3 separate regions of the Mus musculus genome follow, and all the other regions are linked to region 1. A link is a loop called in an ENCODE intact Hi-C map of the cell type or tissue named here. Cell type or tissue: left cerebral cortex. All regions are shown on one strand.

Evidence for each region. Peaks named below come from ENCODE experiments on the same cell type or tissue, not always from the same donor. Only the 100,000 strongest peaks of a DNase experiment are listed, where the experiment ranks them.
Region 2: it touches region 1 in a loop (3-fold over the local background); 4 of 42 quality-filtered maps call a loop at or near these places.
Region 3: it touches region 1 in a loop (2.1-fold over the local background); 4 of 42 quality-filtered maps call a loop at or near these places.

What each region holds. Positions count from the first base shown.
Region 1 is chr1:154,718,351-154,726,350 of GRCm38, reverse strand. Cacna1e (calcium channel, voltage-dependent, R type, alpha 1E subunit) reads left to right here and starts at 431. Exons shown (of 47, transcript NM_009782.3): 1 at 431-700. The coding sequence starts at 432. In left cerebral cortex, a CTCF peak has its summit at 3,072; DNase peaks (open chromatin) are centred at 1,770, 2,160, 2,835, 4,630 and 4 more places; H3K4me3 peaks cover 4,629 bases; H3K27ac peaks cover 2,848 bases.
Region 2 is chr1:154,607,118-154,615,117 of GRCm38, reverse strand. All of the region lies in intron 6 of Cacna1e (calcium channel, voltage-dependent, R type, alpha 1E subunit), which reads left to right. Among named protein-coding and RNA genes, the nearest start is that of Cacna1e, 110 kb to the left of the region's middle. In left cerebral cortex, a CTCF peak has its summit at 2,495 (motif pointing left); a DNase peak (open chromatin) is centred at 4,864; H3K27ac peaks cover 202 bases.
Region 3 is chr1:154,654,884-154,662,883 of GRCm38, reverse strand. All of the region lies in intron 3 of Cacna1e (calcium channel, voltage-dependent, R type, alpha 1E subunit), which reads left to right. Among named protein-coding and RNA genes, the nearest start is that of Cacna1e, 67 kb to the left of the region's middle. In left cerebral cortex, a CTCF peak has its summit at 4,141 (motif pointing left); DNase peaks (open chromatin) are centred at 1,213, 3,552, 4,140, 4,644 and 1 more place; H3K27ac peaks cover 1,834 bases.

The sequences.
Region 1 (8,000 bases):
CTCTACCCCTCACCCCGACCAATAAATCAGCAAACTGTTACCTAGCGGACCAGTGCCTGCCTTTCTCTCAGCCAGGTGGTACGTGTGCCAGAAGAGGAGCTATGTTTGAGGACCGACCTTCTCCACCCCTCTCCGGTCCCTGAACACCACCCCACGCTGGCATTTTGGGGGAAAATATTCCCTCTAGAAGCCCTACCCCCTTCTTCTTCTTCTTCTTCTTTTTTTTTCTTGAGGAATGGAGCTTCGCAGAGGTTGCCTTTAGATTCAACAGTTCAGAGCAGGGCTGAAGAGCCTGCAGGGGTCCCCAGAGGCGGTGGTCCCTGCGCCTGTGTGGATAAGGCTCTGAGCCTGCCTGTGTCTTTTCTGCCTCTTGTTGTGTGCGGGTGTTCGGCGATCACCTTTGTGTGTCTTCTGTCTGTTTAAACTTCAGGATGGCTCGCTTCGGGGAGGCGGTGGTCGTTGGCAGGCCAGGCTCAGGCGATGGAGACTCGGACCAGAGCAGGAACCGACAAGGAACCCCCGTCCCGGCCTCGGGGCCGGCGGCCGCCTACAAGCAGTCAAAAGCGCAGAGGGCGCGGACTATGGCTTTGTACAACCCCATACCAGTCCGGCAGAACTGTTTCACGGTCAACAGATCCCTGTTCATCTTCGGAGAAGATAACATTGTCAGGAAATACGCCAAGAAGCTCATCGATTGGCCATATCCTTTCTTACCCACCATGACTTCCCTCTCCCCCTTTGCATTCCATCGGGTGAGGGGGGGCACCTAGCATGGAATCTATTCCCCACCCCTTCCTGGTGCCAAAATTTGCCCCTTTGCTCAAGTGCACCCTACCTTGTTGCATTCACGGGGCAAGCCTGATGCCCCGGAGACCTATTTGGGCAGTAGTGGTTTTCAAGGTAAGACTTTTGGTTTTGGGGATTATTTTCCATGTGGAAATCTCTAAGTGTACTTAGGTGCCTGGTGTGGAGACATCTGCCTCTTTCTGGGCTTTGTCTGTTTCTTGGCCACCCCCAAAGTCCTAACCCTTTCAGAAGCTGCACTCCATGTGGTTTGGCTTACCTCAAATCTCAAGGATTCTTTCATAATCAGTTCTCTCTTTTCCACCACTTAAGCCAGTCCCTCTGCTCCCATTCCTACCAGCTGGGAAGACACTTGCACTGTCTGCCAGCAGAGAAGTTGAGGTTCTGGGAGGGATTTGCCAGATGAGAAGCTCCAAAGAGTAGACCCATGTATACAAGAAGACAAATGAGTACTTATGAAAAAGGCGTTGGGCTAGGGACTCAGCTAACTCTGGAGACCAACTTTAAGTTCTACTGAAAGTGAATGCCTGTCAGGGGAGATGATCATGTCACCACCAGCCCAAAGAGCTCAAAGTTGGAGTTCTTTCTTCAGGCAAGGAGGTGTGTTCTTCCTTTCTTGGTCCTGGGTTGTTACTCTTGCTTCTTAATGTTTGCCATACCTGGCTGCTCTCCCAGTATACTGAACCATAGATCTACTGGGCCTGAACCCATCAGCTGAGGGTCAGAGGTGTGCAAACAATTTCTCTCTAAAGCCAAGGGTGTTGCTCTTTACAAGGAGTGGGTAGGTCATCTATGGAGGTGATGGTTTGGGAGTAAAAGGCTAGGATGGAAGAAACATCTTTGCAGGTTTTACCAAGCGCACTGAATGCAGGCTGCTGATCAGGCAGCTTCCTGCCTGCTCTGCACTAAGAATTTGCATGCCTGTCAAGGCCATTAGGAGTTGAGGTTGGTAGGGTGTTTCAGGGGATTACAGGAGGCAAGCCAATGTTTTGAGGCTAGATGTGGGGGGTCCTCTTGGGGACAGGGACTTTGGTGCCTCTGGAGACATGGTTCTTGGGAAGAATACACCTGCAAAAGAGACTCCTCCTCTTTGCCCCATGCTCCCTCCCCCAACCCTCCTCTCAGGTGTGCAGCAGTGAGAAAGCTGAGGCTGGGGTGGGGGGGGGATGGGGTTCAAGTATTAGTTTGCAAGGCATCTTGCTTCCCCCCAGGGCCTGAACATCCCCTGCAGCCCCCAACCTCTAGTTTTTGGCCTTCTCTCCCCCACCCCTCCAGTTCCCTGCCTCAGCTGCTTTGGGATTGGCTGGTGCATGGTGCTTCTAGGCAGCAGCACCTCATTAGAAACGAAGCAGCATCTCTAAGCAGTGATGCTTCCTGCTGCTGTTCACATCCTCCCACAGACACCCCCTGGCTGGGTTTCTCCCTTTCTCCTCCTTGTTCTCCAGTTCTCACCTCCCCCTCCCACCTCCACAGAATGATCCGGGCCATAGAGTGCTTGGGTTGAACTATTTAGATAGGGGCTTGGGGCGGGGGAGGGGTCCGGTCCCTGCAGTCATGCCCAGTCAGTGAGCTGCACAAGGCGGACTGATTGCATTGTGTTGCATGCTGCGGCGGGCGGCTGCAAATAACTCCTTGGAGCAGTACTCTACTGGTCTCTCAGGGAAGGTCCCTTCCCTCGACCACCTTCTACAGTTCTTTTAGATTCCCCACCCACCAGGTTCCCCTTTGCTGTGACCTGCTTAGGACACCCCGCCTCCAGACAGCCCCCTTCTCCGTTTGCTTGCAGTAGACAAAGCAGCTTTTCAGTCCCACAGAAGGCAAAGTGTGGTCACAGCCCTCCTTGGCACCTCGGACAGCGCCATCAAAACTCCCTGGCTGGTCCTGAGCTCCCAAGTCACCGGGTGCAGCACACAGGGTACTTCCGGTTAAGCTCAAGCTCCCGGACTGGGACACGAAGCACGTTTCCAACACCAAAGCCTTTTCCTCTTTTCATTTCTGCCGCAAAGACACGGGTTTTCCACCAGGAGCTTTGAGAGCAAGGTGCTGCTCGATTTTATGCATTCTTCCCTTTAGCCAAAATGAAGTAAGGATCGCCAAAGGAGAGATTCCGGAGGGAATGGATTCTATTCTCATCCTCAGTGTCCTGTCCCAGACATCTTTGCTCTCCGCATACTTAGACATTGTACAGTGTTCCTACAGCCTGTAGGCTGTTGTAACCTGTTCAGAGAACATCTGCTAAGATGTTGAGGGGAAGCTGGTTGGATTTTTTTTCCCCTTCTGGTTGTACAGTGTAACTGACTAATGTATTCCCTCCGGTAGTGACCACGTGGAAGCATTGTGCCTCTGTGGGCTCTGCATTTTCTTCCAAGGCGCATAGGAGCTAGCTAGTGTCACCTTCCCTTCAGTTCCCAGCATCCAGTTTCCCCAAATACCTGCTTCATCTCATTGAGAATCAGTGTGAGCAGGAGTTACCTTTAAAGCTCTCTAATTAGGCTCCTTGGGTTCAAAGCTCAGCTCCTCCAGAAGCCCCAGTGACCTTGAAAAGTTACTTCATTACTCTAGGATTCAATTTTCTTACCTGTAAAATCAGGATGATAACAAAGAGTTACTGGGAGAATTCAATGGGTTAATGTGCCAAGTGTTTGGAACATTACCTAATTACCCACTAAGCATCCATTATTATTAATGGAATCCTTCGGGGGATTTCTGCACACCTGCAAGGTGGGACCTGACATTCAAGGTGAAGTCATTTAGATTCTTGCATCTCATTGAGAGTGAGGAACCTCGTCTGTATCACTTGAGAGCTTATTCAAAATCCAGACTCCTGGGTTCCACTTCACAGTTGCTAAATCACACACAGGTGATTAATGTGTCAATAACTGACTGTACTCCCGGTGGTAGTAGTGACCAGTTTAAGAACTACTTTGTTCTTTGTGGGGGTCAGATTTTCACAACAGGAACATTGTTAGGAAGTGTTGTTAAGACCGGCTCTGGTACGAACATGCAGTCATCCAGGTGCAGATTTTAATTGCTGTGCACGACACTTTTTGAACTTTGTTCTCTCTCTCTCTCTCTTTCTTTTTATTTTTTTGTGACAGAAAGTCACCGAGGAACTAGGATGGTAAGGTCTTTTTCTTACATGTCAGGGATTTTAATTTTATTGATCTGAAAGGATGAGCTAAGTAAAAGGTGTGATTTAATTTGTGCTTACCTGCTGACTTAGGAGAGCCTTATCTTGCTCTTAATAGGGGTTGGCTAGTTTTAATTTGAAGGCAAATGTCTACAATAAAACCCAGATTTGACATGAAAGATGGCGGAAAGGCAACAACCCCCTCTGAATGCATTTCCTTTTTCTTAGAAGCTACATCTGCATAGGGAGATCGTTTTATTTCCTCACGACATTCTCTTCTGCAGATGATAATGTAGTCTTTTTGAAAATGCTAATCTGATTTAAAATGTGGTATCCCATTTTATGGCATTTCTTTCTTGCTTGCTTGCTCATCTAATAGATCTAACAAGTGTTCTTTCTTCCTCGGGCATTGGCTATTCTGGAAGCTACTTGCTGCTCTCTGTACTGCACTCTGCCATTCTGCCTGTTCTTTTCTCAGGGACAGTTATGTGGGTAGGCACTTGGGATCTCTGACATAGTTTGTGAGATAGCCTACTCTTGTTTGCACTTTTTCAGGTCAGGGGTGAAGGGACGAAGTGGCGTGTCTGACTTAAGAGATTCTACATCATAGATGGGAGATTGTTTTTCCTCCACCTACTTGGCCATCTCAGCAGGCAAGCACATGTTTCATGTGGAAGGAACAGTTCAGAGTAGGAAGATCAAATGTGTTTGTAGCCTTTGAGTGGATGAAGCTCATTATAGTGAACCCGGGGTTGTGCATGTAGGATTTCTCGTGAAGAATTTCAGTATCTCCTCTGCACTCTGGATATGGGTCTGAGGCTATGTGTGCGTATCACAGATTTCCCCCTTGTAAATTGTTCAGTGAATTGTAAATTTATTTGGAGGATTTTGCTGAGGATTACAGGAAGTGTTAGTTCTCAAATCTCCCATTTTGGCATATTCTTGACTTCTCTGGTTGCCTCTAAATATACATGCTTTGCAAGATAGTAAACTGCAGGCCTGGTAAGAAATTTGGGTTTGATGTAACTCCAGTAGATCGTGAGTCTTGACTGGGGACGCTGGGAATGAACAAGGATGGAATCTGCAATCCTGCCGGCAGAGGATGTGGGGTCCTCATATTTTCCATTGACTGTAGATGCCATGACTGGGGTTGGCATGACCTTTGTTTTCTGGGGTTCCTAGGATTGCCTGTTTGTTTTGTCCTTTGTATGAGGTGAGGGAAGCCTGGCTATGACAGTGAGTGCCATTTGTAAGTGGGAGACAACCTGGAAAGTGAGTTGGAATGAACAAATTCACAGCAACAAAACGACTCGAGGATGAAAGCAAACATATCTTGGGTGTGATAGTTTGGTCTATTGGTTTGTGTCCTGTTATCCCCCCACCCCCACCCACTTTCCTGCTGTTGCCTTCCTTTCAATAGGTGCAGCACACAGTATGAACTAAAGGAGGAAGAAAAAATAGTGAGCACAGGCCTTTCTTCCTCCTCAAAGATCCAGATTGGAATGAGTGACTTCTTCTAACGCTGCTTATCTCTTGAGAGCCATTACTGTCCGTGATGTAGGTGCCACATACCTGTTTCTTTCCTCCCTCCTTAAAGGGACATCTGGTTTCCTTCAGACTTTGTACTCTTATTTAAAGCAAAAGGGAGTCAAATTTGCTAAGAGATCAGAACTCATGCAGACCCCTTCATCATACCTGTTGGACCATTGGATTGTTGCTCTTCATAGTTCCCCACTCTGGGCACTCACAGGACACCATTACCCACCACGAGAGTCCAGTCCCGCAGAGGACATACACACAATTTGTCTATCACTGACCACAAAGACAGGAAGGAGTAGACCTCAATGCAAGATAATTAATCCTCTTTTACTCAGGGAGCCAGAGGATAGGCCTTCCCTTCCTCTTCCAGCCCAGGCTTCTACCCATCATTTCATCCTTCTGTCTGTCTCTTCTTCTCAGTTTTAGGCTCAGCCTTTTTGAGTAATTCATCATTATGTGTGGGTTTTTCTTGGAATTTTCAGAAAAGCAAGGTCATTTGCCTCTGCTTAGATACGACAATGGTCTTTTGAAAAGGACCAGTATCAGACACCAACTGTTTCCTTTAACTCCTCTATTGTCTATGGTGAGACTGTGATATGGGGAAAGGCAGCTTAGAGGACAAACTTTTAATCTGGAAAGCAAAGAATAGCTGGACTGTATGCCCTTAAGAGGGAAAGAAAACGGCAACACACAACTTAAAAGTCTTACCTGAGATATCCCCTTAGCGGAGAAGTAAGGACTTCATGCCTTTGCTTGCCATTTGTATAATGACTGCCTTCTACTCAGCCCTGTTGCTTTCAGGTACCTGACAAATAGGTAGCTGATTACCTTTGACTTAGAGATCAGGGCTAAGAAGAAGGCATTTATGTCCCTAAGTTTTGGTCACTCAGACTCCTCATGGTAGCTTGGCATTTTCATGTTGAGCCCCTGATCTAAGATGCAGGCTTCTGTAAACATTTTAAATCCCAATGAGAATTCAGATAGGAATTGGGGTGGAGTGTTGCAGAGGGGTCCACTATGGCTGCCGCCACCATTGTCATTGTCACTGGCATACCACATGGCTTTTAAAGCAGTCTCTTTAAAAAAAAAAGTTCCAGATATATGAGAGCTACACATCATTTCCCTTACCATGTTCTAAGCCGACACAGAGAGGACTTGTGTGGGCTTCCCTGTAATGTCTCTAGCATTTAATCAAGGACAGAAAGCATGGCATAAAGTTTTTAGGCTCATCTGATCTAGTGTTCTCTTGTGTGTGCAGCTCATTTCAAGGAAATGTCTGAGATGCGTCTTCACTCGAGTATTCTAAATATGTTTCTTTAATGGCCATCTCTGGTCTCGATCCCTCCCGCTCCCCCATAAACTCAGATGAATCGCATATCTCTATATCTCTGGAAAGCAAAGAATAGCTAGAATATGTGCCCTTAAGAGGGAAAGACAAGCCACACCAAAGAAAACAGCAGCACAAAGTCTTATCTGAGTTATCCCCATAATAGAGCAGTGACTGCTTCATGGGAGTTGTTCTCCCCCTAAACCCCTCCCATAGTGTTAGAGACTGAACTTAGACTTGGAAATATAGCGCTTGGTTAGATGCAAGTCTCAGGTTCCTGGGATCTGTCCCTGTTATGTAGCTTAAGGGAGAGGCTCGGTGCGGCACCTGTGCCAGGCATGGTGTTTTCGTTCATGAGAGTGGATCTCCATCTCTGTCACAGCTGTGTCATCTCAGGAGCTTGACTTTATCGACACCATTGGCCCTGCTTTAATGGTATCTCTGATGAATCTGGAAAGTATGTTTTAGGTTTGTCTGTCAGCCCTTCTGCCCTTCAGGGAGGCGTACTATCAGGAGATGTAGCAGAAAAGTCGGTAACTGGTGAGTTGTAAAAGAAGTGCCCTGGGTAGCTCCATGCATGGAGCTTTGCTGGGGAAAGACTATATAGTGTCATTGTCAAGACACATGGAGTTGTGAGTGGCCTCCTGGACCAGGAAGCTCTGGGAACTGGGCGGAGGATTCATTAGCTGAAAGGTTTTTGATAGTGTACCACTTTCCCCTGGTTTCAGATCATTTTCTCACGGGGCTGGTCAGAGTCGAAAAAGCATGAAATGAATTTTCAACAGATACTAACATCCTGGCAATTTCCAGCTGTGTGCTGTTGGGAACTAGTTTGCCACTGTTCTGTCAGCTGCCATTTCTTTCAGTAGGTGATTTCCATCAGCATCAGGGTTAATGCCTCATTTGGGTCCTTTGTGTTGAAGTCAGATGTGTGCACTCTACCGGATTCATTAAGGCCTCAGCTTCCAAACTTCGGCTTGCCTCAGAATTACCTGCGTGGCTTTATTAGAATACAGCTCTGTGGGTGGATTTGGGCTCTTGGAGTTCCCGACTCAGTAAGTCTGAATTGGGGTCTCAGAATTCTTATTTATCACAAGTTCCCAAGTGTTCTTGCCACTGGTGGTCTTGGAAACTACAGAGACGCAGCTCCCTTCATACAGTTTAGCTCTGTGTGTTTGACATATCTTTAGAGACAGCTTC
Region 2 (8,000 bases), 110 kb after region 1:
GGAAGTAGAAGCTCCCGATTTTGTATATGCTGGGACAGTGAATCAGTGACATGTGTCTGAGGTTGCGCTGTCCTTGGGGTAGGGACCTAAGTCCTCAAGACCAAAGAAGGAGGAAGACTCAGGAAGAATGACAAGTAAGAATATAGGGATAGAGGGCCAAGGGCAGGCAGGACTCCTGTGGCTCTCTCTACTCTTGTAACAAAGGAGCAGCCTGGGGTTGTAAATCATCTACGTCTCATACTCCTCCTTAATTAAATTCCTGTTGTAATTGGGAAGAGTTTCCATATTCTCTACAGCTATGGCCACCTATCTCTTTCATTAGACCCACCCAGTATTTATAGCCTCCTTGAGATTTGGACCCTCTGTGGCTTTACAGTTGGGGGTCTATACAGTAGTGAATGGGCAGTTGGTTTTAGAGGAGACAAGGGAGTATGCTGTGTTTTGCCAATGGTATTTTGTTTTCCAGGGCTGCAGTTGTGACTCTCTCAGTGGGCGAACATTCCGTCTCCATCAGATATCTATGGGCCTCTTTTATCTCCTTTCTTCTCTTCTCCCAGGACAAAACATGTACCTGAGATCTCTATAAACATCAGACTAGAAAAAAATATGAGCGATAAAAGACAGAAAAACTAGAGACAGGTATGCCTAATCTATTCATCTGATACCTACTGTGTGTATATAGTCTTGAGGGTGACTTTGATTAGTCTTTATTTTATAAACCAAGTGATCCAGGTCTGTTCAAGGTTTTATAGCTACTCAGATGGAGAGTTTTGCCTTGTTGAACTAGATAGCCCCGTTTCTTTCAATTCCTCCCTGCTTCCATGAGTTAGAACAGAATTGGAAAAAGTAGGTGATTTGAAGAGGTCAGATTAATTTATGTACCACATACCAGAGTGCTTACTTTGTGACTCCTGGGCCTATTAGCTATGGGAAGGCAGAAGCTCCTGGTCTTGAGGAGAGAAGCATGACTTGTGTTCTGTGCCTGTCTTATCTTAGTACTTTGTTGCAGGTCTTTGAGCATATGGACCAAGCACAATTTGTGTTCTGTGGCTGTCTTAGTACTGTGTTGAAGGCCTTTAAGCATATGGACCAAGTACTGCAGGGCATAAAGACAGCCATGAAATATCTTTCTGGAGTAGTCAGGAGAGACTTTATGGAGAAACCTTTTCTACCTTCAAAGAGGTAGAAAGATCCTGGTTAGACAGCAATATTGTTGAAGTGTTGTTGGTGAAGTGCCCAGGTTATTTCTAAGAGACACAAGCTTATAGTAGATTTCCTGGTTCTATGGCTCTTAGAGTCTTTCTGCCCCCTCTTCCACCATTTTTCTTTGAACCTTGGGTATAGGAGTTATACTAAAAATATCCATTATGGTCAGGCACCCCTTTGTAGTTGTACTCTGCATGTTGACCAGATTTGGTTTTCTGTAACAGTCTCTGCTTGTTGCAAAGCAAAGTTTCTTTGGTGAGAGTTGGAAGCTATACCTATCTATGGGTATAAGGGTAAGTATTTAGAATGTATCTGTGAATTACAGTTTACTAGAGTGGTAATAATAAGTTCTCCTCTTAAGATTTATGAACACATTGGTCTTGGGTAGTTGGCTAGGTTTCCAGTTCCAGGTATGTTTTCTTACTTGCTGAGAGGCTAAGTCAATGAGACAGCTGTTGGTTACCACCAAGACATGAGTGCCACCATTGCACTTTTAGGGATAGCTTGTCATGCTGGTCATTGTAGTTCATAGTCTTCACAACTGAGTAGGATTATTGGTTGCTTCTTTCCTTTGGTAGCTTGCATAGCACCTCTGTTACTATGAGAACAAGTCCTGTGGGAGGAGATTTTCAGTTAGCTTAGATCCTCTGAATCCCATGTGTCAGAAGTGCATGGTGTCTTCAGCGGTAGGAACTTACCTTCAGTCTCTGGGAGGCAATAAAAACATTGAATGCTAATGTTAAAGGAGAAAATAAAGTCCTAGAGAAAGACCTATAGGTAACTGGAGGGAGGACCTCTCAGATGGAGGACCAACAATGCAGGAACCTCAAGTAGTTGTCTGAGTAGTTTTTGGAATGGCTAGAAAGACAAGGAGGCTGGAGGACTCCAAGAGACAAAAGGAGAGAGGGAGACAGTGGGTTAGAGAAGAGAGAGCTAGCTCAGACCATTGTGAGGAGTTTGCATTTTTGTCTTTAGTGTTGAGGGGAGAGCAGTTATAAAATCCATCATGTGCTGAAGCTTCACTCTACTCGCTACATGGAGAGTGCCTTTGGTGAGGCACAGAAAGAAGAAGAAGGCAGTGGGAGAAGTAATGGAATCCGAATGGTTGTGTAGGTGGAAGAGCTAAGCAGATCTTTACATAAGGTCTGTATAGAAGGTGGTACTGGGGCTAGAGAGTTGGCTCAATAGTTAAGAGCACTGACCACTCTTCCAGAGGTCCTGAGTTCAATTCCCAGCAAACACATGGTGGCTCACAACCATCTGCAATGGAATCTCATGCCCTCTTCTGGTGGGTCTGAAGACAGCTACAGTGCACTCATGTACATAAAATAAATAGATCTTAAAAGAAGAAGTAGGAAGAGGAGGAGGGAGAGGAGGAGGTCCTGGCAGCTTTCTATTGGGTGGAAGGTGAGATAGAAGAGAAGGGAGGATTTAAAGCTCCTCAGCTACATTAACATAGCACAACAACGGTGTCTTTCTCTGAAGTGGAGGAACTCAAAGACAGGACTGCTTGCAGGTCAAGGCTAAGAATTTGTTTGGAGAGAAAGTTAGAAATGCCCAGTAACCCCTTACAGTCATTTGATTAAGGTACAGGAGGGATATGTGGGTCTGAGGCTGAGTTAGAACTTGAAGTAGACATTTGAGACTATTCAGTTTATTTATGACAGTAGAGCCATGAGCTCAGCTGGGATTCTTTGAAGAGAAGGTATAGATAAATTGAGGACCAAGAGGCTGAGCTCTGATAGCTACAGCATTTTGTTGACACCGTTAGCAGGCCTCTTAGCAGACCAGGCTCTAGGATCACTTTTGTGGACATGACAGAGACTGATTTATCAGACATTGAGCCAGGTACAGGTTTGTAACAAAGTGGTGTGGAGGGAGAGTCTAAGTCAATCTGGTCTTGGTTCTTTCGTTCTCCATAAAATTACATAGCCTCTCAAAGTGATTTTTGTTGGTTTGTATGTGTATCCATGTGTGTTTGTACATACTTGCTTGTATGTGTACATGCATGTAGAACTACATTGAATATCTCCCTCAATCACTCTTTGACTTTTATTTGAGGTGAGATCTCACTATGTATTCCTGGTAGCTTGAACTCTCTATGTAGACCAGGCTAACCTTGAACTGGTAGACTTTCACCTGCTTCTGTCTCTTGAGCACTGAGATTAAAATTATATACCGCCGTGTCTGGCTCACCAACATATTTTTCAAGACAGATGAGATTCATTCAGAGTTCTCTGGGCCTGCTAGATCGCTGGCCAGCAAGCCCCAGGGATCTTCCTGTCTATGCCTCCTCAGCACTGGGATCAAGCTGATGGTTTTTAAAGCTGGATTCCTTTCCTGCTCTGAGTCATTGACTCTTTATTACACAGTACTGAGAGTATCTGCATCATGTATCCACTCACCACTGTTCAGATCTGTAACTCACTATTAGACCTGTAGATATTTAGTTTTAAGATGACAATGTTGTCATCTGTTTTTGTCCTGCACCTTGCCCATTAGGAATTTCTTTTGGCCCTTCCTTGAGATTTACCTGGAAATCCCACACCTGTTCTGATCTTCAGTGGTCTAGGCTACCACAGTCTCTTTCCTGAGTTAACGCAGTATCTCCCTGATTGCACACCACCTCACTTCAGAGTGTCCCCTTCGGGTGCATGTCAGAGCATGCTACTTCTGTCCCCTGAACCCTTTGATGGAGGCTTGTCTGGATGCGCAAAAGACAACACTCTTGAAAGTATCTACAGGTTCCTAAAAACCTTCTAGCCCATCCTCTCTCATTTTGTTCATCTGCTCTAGGCACAGTGGCCTCGTTACTATAGAAGACAGTAGGATTTCTCCTGCCCTTTGAACATTGCTGGGATGTTTTTCCCTACTATGGCTAGCTCACTTTCTCCCTTTGAGTCTTAAACTTGAAGTCTTCCCTAACCTTACTGTATTTAAAGTGGATCTCTTTCTGTATACTTTATTTTTCTCCAGAAAGCTTAACTCTATGACAGTATATGCTTTCTCCTTTGATTTTCTTTATGGGATAAGCCATCCCACTAACTGTAAGCCTTTTGAGGACAGGGCTTTTGTCTCATGTACTGGGCAAGTGGTTTCCGTTAGAGAAATATCAAGGTAATTGTTTAGTAAACATTTGCTGCATAGACTAATGACAGAACAGGACTTGGTGGGCTCTGTTAGTTATTGTTATCTTTGCACCAGGCTGTCTGGTGATTAGTGAGGTACATTTATGCAATATTGAGATGCCATTAGGGACTGGATTTGCCTCTTAGAGCAGTGTTCCTATTCCAGGAAGCCATCTGGATTGGGTCTACACATTAGGTGTCTTTAGTATCATTAGGCATACTGACCACCTTGGATTTGGGGTTCTATGACTCCACAGTGGGCTCTTTTGAGGCCATGAACAAAATCAACAACCATTTGTTAAACATCCACAGTTAAAGCATGAAATTAACCTCCTTAGCAGGGGGATGAATGTCGGGATCAGGATTCTCAAGGGAGCCCTCCTGAGGCTTCATTTAGGCTTAGCACTGGTGCTGTGGCAAGCCTCAAACACTTGTAGATAAGGTTTGAATCTAAGCGAACTTAAAACCAGGAAGAAACACTTACAATCCTCAAGAAGATAGCGAGGTCTCACTTAGCTCCTTGGGGGTGTTTAGTATTCTGGAAAGAGCAGGTTGAGGGATTCCAGCAAATGCTTACTGCATCCATTTGAGATGCAAGGCGCTGTTCTGATAGGCTACGGGCACATTTTCTCAACAACTTAGGGAACTGGATCCTTGCTTTCCCACTTCACAGCTGAGAAAAGAAAGGCGTTTGCTCTCAGAGTCTGTGCCCTTCTTTATTGTGCTACAATTATCTCAAAATGAGTGTCATTAAAAGGGCTTTAGGGGAAGTAGAAAAGTTATTTAATATGCTTATGTGTTACACTTGGATTTGTGGAGAGTCGCTGCGCATGAAGACAGGATTTTTTTTTTTAAGTAAGCCCTGCATGTGCAAGCACTGCAATTAGTATTTCCAGGAGAGACCAGTCTCCCACTGCTGTGCTTCCTTACTGGCTTCATTCGTGACACTTTCCTCATAAGAGAGAATGCTAAAGCAGGCCTGTCTTTTTGATGGAGATCCCAAGGGTTGTGGGAGTGGTCAGGAGCTATTTAGCACTTCTCACCTCTGATCCTCTGTACTGAAGAATTCTGGATTGCCCAGGAATGAGTTTGGTTATAGAGGAGCCAGCTTCCTGCTATCTCCCTCTTCTTGCTATTGCCTGTGTCCTGTGTCCTGTGTCATGTGTCTTGTGTCCTGTGTCCTGTGTCCCTGTGTCCTGCAATGTATCTGGCTCACCAGCAGGTACCAGGGGGAGGGGAGGTCAGCTTTTGCTTCAGCTTAGTAGCAGAAGAGAAACAATGTGGAGGTGGAACTGGGTGATCGCCCTCCCACTAACTGCCAGTAACTCTCTGCTCTCCTCTGAGGAGGAAAGAGTTGGGCAGTTTTCTCTCCTGAAAACACTCTTGAAGAAAGGTGTCAAGCTTGGATCAGGATGTCTGGACTCATCCTGACTTAAAAGGAAGGCCCTTATGACTTCCATGAATGAGGCTCAATTGTCTACTTTCAAGTTCCCTTGTATTCTGGGGCCTTGTGCCACCCTCTGGAAAGTCTACAGACAGTGTTCTTCATGGAAAGGCTCCTGTTCAGAATCATGTAGAAATGGGGCCGGGGTTAGCTGTGTGTTTTCTTGGTATCAGATTGGCCACTAAGAAGTAGGAGGAGGCGGTGTGGTTGGACCAGTCCCTGGGGGAAGTGTCTACATCAGGCCTCAATTCTCTGCAGAGTGCCAGGCCTTACTCTCATGTAATTAGGCTTTTAATGCCACTTTCTATTGACAAGGGTGAGCAGCTGCCAAGTCACTTCAGATGACATTGGGTTGCCTGTCATGATTCCTGTGGGACTGCGGAAGAACTGTGCTTCCTCAATACCTTGCCCTACTTGAACCTGTGCCCTGATCTGGTTCCGCACCTCCTTTGGAGGAGGCCATTCAGAGCTTCTCTGGTCTCTTCAGGCCCGAGTCTGATCCAGAGATACTGCCCACATCTTGGCATAGAGTTTTTCAGTGGAACTCAGAATGAGCCTAACTCCTGACCGAGTCTAATTTGTAGAACAAAGGGAGAGCAGTGACCCTACATTTTCCTCCTGCTTGTCATTCTGAGAGTGGAGGAGGAATGGGAACTTATTTGTCCATCTTCCAGAGAGTCAGGCACTGTAGCTGATCACTTCCCCTCTGTGAACAGAGATAAGAAAAGCAGGCCAGACATGGAGCTAGGAAGGAAAAGAAGAGAAAACAAAGTAATTTCCAGTGTGCATGCATGCCCCAAACATTCATGCGTTTGACTATGGAGGAAGCAGGGAGAAATAAATGGGAGTCAGCGGGGAGGGGGAGAGTGCTGAGACAAGGTGAGGGCTGGAGAGAAGGAGACATGCTCCCCAAAGAGGCAAAGAAATGACATAGAGGCAGGAAAAGAAGTGGGGCCGGAAAGAGAAGCGCTTTCTGGGCTCAATCTTTCAGGAGTTTCTACTGTGAGTCCCATCCAGGCTTGAGGCTGAGTGGAATATGTGGAAATCTCAAATCCAAGAGCACTACACGCATGCACTGTATTTTCTTTATGTCCCTGGGCCTGGGATAATAACAACCAAGAGAGAGACAGTAAGGAAGAGAAAAGGGGGTGGTGGTGATGGAGGAGGTATGAAACTTTAATCAATGCCCAGTGCTCTTAAGAGTTCGGGAGCTGCACAGATTTTATTATCTATGTGGCTATTTCTGTCACCTCCCAGCAATCCTCAGAGCAGCACCAGGTCTGGAAGATGATGCTTGATTCCATCACCTTGGGCTTCCTTGGTGGGGAGGAGGCAGTGTACAGCCATGCAACGACAGGATAGGGTGTGCTCTTCAGCACACAGAGGGGTTTGGCTTTCACTGGAGTTCATCAGAGGGAGATTTTTGGGTCTACATTGGTGTGTTTGAATATAAGCTTGAGCTCATGTAAAGATTTAAAGCTCCGCCTTTGGCTGGGGACGTAGCTTGACGATAGAATGCTTGCGCAGTGTAAATGAGACTCCAGCTTCTGTTCCAAGACCACCAATGGGCTGTGCTTTACCTCTTAGCAACTCCCCCCCACCCAGCGCTCTAAAGCCCACAGCTGTGGGGTCATGACAGGACACCTTCTGTCTGTCTTGATGCTTCCTCCCCTCTGGGGCTCTCCTCTCTCCTCACAGACTTTCTCCCAAGGGATTCCTGTTGACAGTCCCTTGACTATTCAGTCTATACACGGATGACTCAGATTTACACTTCTCACCCAGAACACTTCTGAGCTCCCAATTTATCTGTCTAATTAGCTCCTCTTGGCATCTGCTGTGGTATTTGTGTTTGGCCTTTGTATTCACGTGTTGGGAATTGAATCCCTAAAGTCAGAGGTTAATGATACTTGGGGAAAGACCAACTGGGAGCTGACTCCATTGTGAGGGCACTGTCCTAATGAGTGGACTTTGGATTAGTGAGTTATCTCAGGAGTGGCTTTAAAACAAAGGCAGTACCCTTTGGCTCACCTGCTCCATCTTACCATGTAACCTATGTTCTACCATGACCCAGCATGAAGACCCTTACCAGATGCTGTGCAGAAGCTGATGTCAGATTTCCCAACCCCCAGAACAGTGAGCCATATAGATAAGACTGTATTCATTATTTTAAAAAAAATGAATTTATGGTCTTTAATTATATACAGAAAACATTCAAGCCAGTA
Region 3 (8,000 bases), 63 kb after region 1:
GGATGGGGGGAAGGGGGAATCAAAGTTGAACCTCAGGCTGGGGGGTGACTCCCTATATTGAGGTGTGTTAACATTCTGGATAAGGAGCAGTCTGAAGTGTGGAGCTTTGAGGATGGTTTTGGCTCTGTGAGTTCAATGTGCTGTTTGAACCATTGGGTAGCACTCTTATAGGAGCACTGGAGTTTAAGGCAGGGGACCTTGGACTTCTGGGATCTATCATTATATGGTGGCTGTTGGAACAGTAGATAGGGGCTAGATTCTTCCTGGATTCCTAGAGAGAGAGAGAGATACAGAGAGAGAGAGAGAGAGAGAGAGAGAGAGAGAGAGAGAGAGAGAGAGAGAGAGAGAGAGAGAGATGGGAAGAGACTGGTGACCTGAGTCGAAGTCAACAGTGCATGGGCAGATCCAGGTCTCTAGCAGGGTGGTTGTTGGAGACCATTAAAGGGAAATGAAGGAAGACAGAGATTCTGGAAGAAGAAAATGGTTCTCTGGGTCAAAGGAAATGTAGAAAGGCTATGCTGGCAATCGCCTGGGAAACCCCGATGTTTCCTATTCTTACTCTGTAAGTGAGTGCTGTTCCTCTGTGGCAGATAGTAATGCACCAGGAGAGGAATTCTTCCTGCTCTGTGTCTTAGAGTCCACACGTAAAAGTCCCTGCTGGCTCTGGGCTTTAGTCACGTGGCATGGAACTAGTCATCCCTGGGCAGTTTGCAGAGAGAGGGAGAGGGGGCTGGGTGTGAGAGATTGGTGTCTTAATTTTAGCAAGACTTTTGGAGCTCCTTGGAAGGCAAGCTTTATTTCTACAAAAATAGAAAGTATTATTATTACTACATCTTCGTGCTGCATTGGAGCCAAATACTGGAGTCCTCAATACTGTATTTATTTCCCTGGGCTTTGGGAAGGGTGGAAAAGAATGGGACATTTAGGTTGCTAAGTGACGTGCTTCTAAAAATATTGAGATTCCCTAGTGGCTCCTTCTCCTGTTCTTTTGGTTGGACTAAGAAGATGATAAGGTCAAGTAATAGCCTGACCCTGTATTGAGGTGGGCCCAAGGCATCTTGTTGGGGAAGAATAGAATAAACTCTCCCTCTTGGACCCTCCTACCTGCTTCCCCTTAGGGCCTACTACTTTGAGAAATCACAGGAAAAACTGGGCCTCCCCCTGCCTGAATCCAAGAGCCTTGCCTAGGCAGGCAGCCCTGATGGTTGCCATGGTGATAGTGGGTGGTTGGGGGAGGCGGTGATGCAGCGTTTGGCCTGTGCAACTGAGGTCCCCAATGTAGGCTGCCTGAAGCTTAAGCTCCTGATACTCTTGGCGATTCTTCTAGGATTCCAGAGCGTCACTTGCTACAGTGTTGAAATCTTCAGAACTGACAGGCATCTAGACAGCCGAATCAATCCTTCATTGTTTAATATGTATCTCATAGACCCATAAACTTGTGGGATTCGGAGCTCCACAGAGACCTTGGTAGGGGAAAGTATATGCAGAAGAGAACTCTGTGCAGGGGAGAGGGGCTAATACCACAGACCTGAGAGTCGGGGGATGTATTTAAGAGCTTCTAACTCATCAGCATCCCTGACAACTGGACACTAAGCCCCTGAGTTGACAATGATTATGATATGAAGTTCATTATAGAACAGAACAGAACACACTATTTCATTGTTGAATTAGATTTCTCTTTTTCTCTTTGGCAAAATCTCTCCCTTCCTGACTTGATCCAGCCTCTCAAAAGCCATGCAGTAAACAGAGCACGAATGCCGTCGTCTAAATGATGTCACCAAACAAAACATTCATTCTTTTGTTTTTTATGTATCTTTTTGTGTGTATGTGTATTCACATATGTGGCTATGGAAACACATGTGCTATGGTGTGCCTGTGTGGGGCCAGAGGACAACCTCAGTTGTTGGTCCTCATTGTTGGAGATAAGGTCTCTGTTGGTATAGCAGCTTAGCTGGTCCATGACCTTCTAGGGATTCTTCTGTTTCTGCCACACCCATCTCAGTGTAGGAGTGCTGGGATCACAGGCATGAGTGATCATACCTAGCTTTACTCGGGTTCTGAGGGTCTGAACTCAGATTTCCAGTTTTGTGTGGCAAGTGCTTTGGCCCAGCCTCCAAACATAGGTAACTTTTCATCTGATGTCATCTCTCAATGCCTTGCTATGTTTCTGCCTTCCTGAATTTCAACATAGTTTCTTCTCATACATCAGTGTATGCTGATTATAGTAATATCTTGTGTTATGACATTTTCATACATTTGTATCACTTGCTTTGATGATAACCACACATAGCCATTGACCTTTTGTCTCAGTATTACTTTTTAAAATGGGACACTCTGAACAGAACATACAGCTGTAACTGGTCTGCTCCTCTGTAGAGTAGCTCAGGACAGAAGGCACAGGATTGGTGAAAATTCTGAGAATGGTATGTCCCCAGGCCATACCACTGTCAGACATGAAACCTGTGGGAGTCCTTCCCAGATCTGCATATGGACAATTGACCTTGTTCTCTACATTTTTCCCATTTAAACTGTTGATAAAAATTGCTGAGTGAGAAGAAACAACATAATGATAGAACTGCCTTTATGAAGTTTGAATGTATAACATAATAGCATCAACAGCTACATACACATACACACTCACACACATATACATATGTACATACATACATATGTATATATACACATATATCCTTCTATGTATTTGCTTTTCTGTTCTTGCATCCCATCTGCAATCTGGCAATCAACCACTGTTCTTCTGAGGTGGTTGCTGTCATTACTTCATTAATGAAGAAGTGGAATCACAGAGAAGTTGTGTCCATTGCCCTTGGGCACGTGGGTTCTAGTAGCAAAGTTGGTATGTTGCAATTCAGCGTTTCATCTACTGATCAATAGAATTTGGAAAAGATGTTTTCAAGTGACAGAAACTCCACGTGGTCCTCTCTGCCACTGTGACAGTAGGATGTCGGCGTGCTTTGCTAATCAACCAGTACCAAATGCTGAGCATTGTCCTGATTGATCTGCCCAGTAATCCTATTGAAGCAGTCAGAGAGATTCCATTGGACCGGTTCATCCTAAGGAGCCTTGGGCCAGTTCCTGAGAATGGTAAGTGGTGGCTATGCTGAGGCCTTACCACACCTGAGCTGCTCTTGTGCTAAGCACTGAGCTACCATTCCTGTCCTGCATTATATGAGTATCTTACTTTCTTACTGTTCTCAATTTGTCTCCAGTCTGAGCTCTTTTGGAGTTGACAGTCTAATCACTCTAGAATCTTCTTCTTCTTCTTCTTCTTCTTCTTCTTCTTCTTCTTCTTCTTCTTCTTCTTCTTCTTCTTCTTCTTTTTGAATTCAAGATGTTTTATTAGCTTTCATGTCTGCCCATTTGAATAGTTTGTTCACATGAACACTGAATTTGGGAGGAGAGTGGGATCAAGTATAATTCTGCTGTAGGGACTATCTATGTGGCCAATGTTAAACCATGGAATTACCTAAGCTTTAGTCTTCTCCTCTTGAAGACAGGGACAACAGTCCCCATGCAGAATACCTCCAGATGGTGAACACAGGGATGGGAGAATTGCCATGTGGACAATGTACAGAGAAGTGCTTTTCAGCTTCAAAGTTTCAAAGTGCTCACTCCACTGTTACTGCATAAAATGCTCCAATGCTTAGCTTTGCATTGTCTCTGATCTAGATTCCATTTTTTAAAAAAAAATTGACTTATTCCTTTAAATTATTTGTGATATTTATGAGACAGAACAACAGCTGAGTGTCAGTCACCCACATTGGAAAGGGGTTCCGGTCATCTTCCACTGGGTGGGATTAATGAGGGAGATAGAGACAGACAAGCTCCTGAAGGGCAGGGGTGCTGCCTTGTCCCAGTTCTCTCAGCCTGAGGTAGAGTGCCCCTGCTCCTCCATCAGTAGGAAACCTCGAACAGGCTATGAGCTATGAGCAGCTATGAGCAGTTATGAGCAGCTATGAGCAGCTATGAGCAGCTGTGAGCAGCTATGAGCAGCTATGAGCAGCTATGAGCAGCTATGAGCAGCCTGGAGGGCAGGGACCCTTACACATTGACTTTCATTTTCTGCTTTCTTCCTCCATCCTTCCTCAGCCTTCGCAGGCTACTCTGGTGCCACCTGCAGTTTCTTCTGGGTTGACATGGGAAGGAGGCAACACAGAGAAAAAGACCAGCTGCTCTCTCTGTGACTCCAGCAGTTCTTGGTTTTCCTTGGGAAAACCTAAGGCCTTGATGGCAGGGGGCGGGACTCACATGGTGCCAAAGTTAGGGGCCACTCACTCCTGTCCTTGGTCTTGGTCCTTGGAGTATGTGGTCTGCTTGATTGGAAAGTCAAAGGAGATAGGAAATAGGACACACTTACATTAATATGATGACCTGTGCCTGCAGGAATGGATGACAGTTGAATAAGGCCAAGAATTATCTTGCCTTACAAACTCTTTCTTCAGCTATATGCAGAAATTCACAACAAAGCACCACCAATCCTTACTCACTCAACTCAGCGTGACAAAATGAATGTCTTAAGAACAATGGAAACATGGGCCTACACGAGCTGTAGTCTTTCGAGTAGTGGAGGTTGTGTTTAGCTCTCCAGATACTGTTGCTGGTGGTGTTATGCTAGGGTTGTGTCCATATGTCTTCCTTCACTCTGAAGATATGGCCAAAGAGAAGGAGGACTGGGGTGGCAGAGATGTGTGGGTGTAGTTATGGACTTGGGGAGTCCTTCTTTAGCTGTAATAGTCTGTGACAGATGCAGGAAATCTAGAGAAGGCACTGTTTGAGTGCACAGGAACAAGGACAGAATTGATTGGCTCATCTTCCCTAGACTTCTCATGGTCAGAGAGCCTCTGGCTGATGGGCTGAGATTGTTCCCATCCCATAAGCCCCACGAGGATCTTCTCTCCCAAGGATGGTTCCCCTCAAATAGAGAATCTTTCAAGAGAACATGGACGAGTTGTTGGGGCTGGGAGTTGTGAGTGGGGCTAGGTAGCAGCATGGTCATGCTGAAGTCATCTGAAGCTTCATATTCAGATGGGTTCTTTTCCCCCAGTGCAGCTGCAGCTGCTGTTACAAAGAGGTGTAAAATGCAGGTTTAGGAGAACCAGGGGTAATTAGCTCATTCACAGCCTTTCTTAGAGTTCACACAGAATTCTGAGCACCCCTCCCATTTCATTTAAATATGTCGGGAGAAGGTGAGATCAGCAGGTGCAAACATCATGTGGTGTCAGAACAGGAAGCTGAGGTGTGCCCCTCCCGACTTCGTGCCAGGAGAAAGGGTTTTAATGGGGCTCAGGGGAGTGTCTACACGACATCTTGGAGAGTATGTGGGGTCAGAAATCCCACTGTCCTCCTCCCTGGCTTTCAGTATTAGCTTCTGGAAGACTTAGTCTCCTGACTGCCAGCAGGGTGTCTCTGATGGTGCCGCATAGAGTGCTCACTCATGAACCTTGTCAGAAAGGCTCAGAGTAGGGCAGGACCTAGATGTTCTCACTGGGAAAGGCTGCTGAAGAGGCCGGTGTTTCCTCTCTAGTGCCTCTTGATTTTTCTCTTGAGCCTTAATTTTCCCTGTGGAAAGACACAGACAACTTCTACCTTATTGTGGCCACCCAAAAGTACCTGAAACTCTTTCTCCATAGCTTTCCTAAACCTCCTGGAAGCTACATGAAGCTGGCATTCCTTGCTGGTATGTTGAGCGTTCTGAGGAGGTGGAGATAATGGACTTCCATACTCTGGGATTTCCTTCAAGTTCAGAGCCTGGCTCCCTTGAAGCAGAACTTCATAGGTCATCTCACCTGTTGCCCTGCCAACCCATCTCTTCTAACCACCCACTTTCTAAGGCCGTGCAGCAGCCTTCTAAAGCATAGCTTTGCTCTCATGATTCCTCTGGTAGAGATGCATCTGGGAGTCTTTGCTGCTTCCTAGGTGAGGAGGGGGAGCAGGACTTGGCATACATTAAGGAGTGATAGACTCACAGGGACACGTCCTCTGGCTTGCTGTGACCAGCCAACCAGTGTCCCAGATGAAGGTTTGTCAGGCTACTTCTAAATTGAGCCTGGTCACATTGCCTGTGCAGTGGTTTAGAAATGGTCACATCTTCTATGGAAACAGCAAAAGGGAGTGGATCTAGACAGACCAACCCATAATAGCTGGGGTTTGTCCACAGAGTGGTTTATAGAGTAACCAGAATGGGATGGAAGTGGGCTTGGAGGAGACAAGGGTTCCAGGAGGAAATGACAGTTTGGGATACTTGCAGGATTGTCTTGAAGGAATATAAAGAAAGGGCACTCCAAGTTCTGGGGGTAGGCTCCAGTTCCTGCAAGGGTCTGACCAGAGGCTGGCATGAGCTTAGCCTGGGACATTTGATAGAGTTCTATCCATTGAGCTTGATGTTTCTCAAGGTTATATCCAACTTAGTGCTTATTCGTTCATTCTTTCTTGTCATTTATTGCATATTTACTGCATGGAAAGTACCTTACTCCAGATTAAACTGGACATCAGGCACAGGCCTTCTCCTGAAAGAATCAGCTAATGGAAAATAGATAAACAAACAAACAAAAACAAAACCAATAGACTATGAGAGAAAAGATTTGGGGAAGGGTACAGCTTCCTAGAATAGATGGTTTGGAGGGACCTGGCCTCCCAGAGAGGGTGGCCTCACATAAGAGCAGTGAACTGTGGGGAGTTTGGTCCCTTCAGGAGACTGGAGGATGATGTGGGCCAGGTGTAATAAAGGCGAGGAGGCCAGATGAGGCCAGATCATCAGGACATTTCCTGGGAAAGCAGGAACGAGTTAGACTGGGAAGCTCCAGGTCAGACTTGAAGTTTGAAAAGATGGCTCTGGGACTGGCCTAGAGCCCAGAATGAAGGCGCAGAGAGGCAGACAGAAGCTGAAGGTATTCCTGTGAAAACTGAGGAGCATACTGCTTGTAGGAAAGAGAACTGGAGAGGCCGCTTTGGAATACATAGTTCAGGTCTAGCCTCGGGTATGTCCTGAGAGCTTTCGAGGAGAGAAATGTCCACTCGATAGGACACCCATTGGCTAGAAGGCCCACCGGGTACTGTTGGAGGCACCACACTGCCAGAGGGTGGCCAGGTCACACATGTTTGCAAGAAGATACAACCCAGGAGGTTTTCATCCAAGGAGAGTAGGAAGGTTGAGATTCCTAAGGGAGAAAGTGTGAGTTGAAAGTGAGAGTGGGCTGGAAATCAGTCTGGCGGTTCCTCCGAAAATTGGACATAGTACTACCGGAGGATCCCGCAATACCTCTCCTGGGCATATATCCAGAAGATGTCCCAACCGGTAAGAAGGACACATGCTCCACTATGTTCATAGCAACCTTATTTATAATAGCCAGAAGCTGGAAAGAACCCAGATGTCCCTCAACAGAGGAATGGATACAAAAAATGTGGTACATTTACACAATGGAGTACTACTCAGCTATTAAAAAGAATGAATTCACGAAATTCCTAGGCAAATGGTTGGACCTGGAGGGCATCATCCTGAGTGAGGTAGCCCAATCACAAAAGAACTCAAATGAAATGTACTCACTGATAAGTGGACATTAACCCAGAAACTTAGTATAGCGAGATATAAGGTACAATATGTAAAACATATGAAACTGAAGAAGAACGAAGACCAAAGTGTGGACACTTTGCTCATTCTTAGAATTGGAAACAATCACCCATGGAAGGAGTTACAGAGACAAAGTTTGGAGCTGAGACAAAAGGATGGTCCATCTAGAGACTGCCACATCCAGGGATCCATCCCATAATTAGCCTCCAAGCGATGACACCATTGCATACACTAGCAAGCCTTTGTTGCAAGGACGGTGATATAGCTGTCCCTTGTGAGACTAGGCCGGGGCCTAGCAAACACAGAAGTGGATGCTCACAGTCAACTATTGGATGGATCACAGGGCCCCCAATGGAGGAGCTATAGAAAGTATCCAAGGAGCTAAAGAGATCTGTAACCCTATCAGAGGAACAAC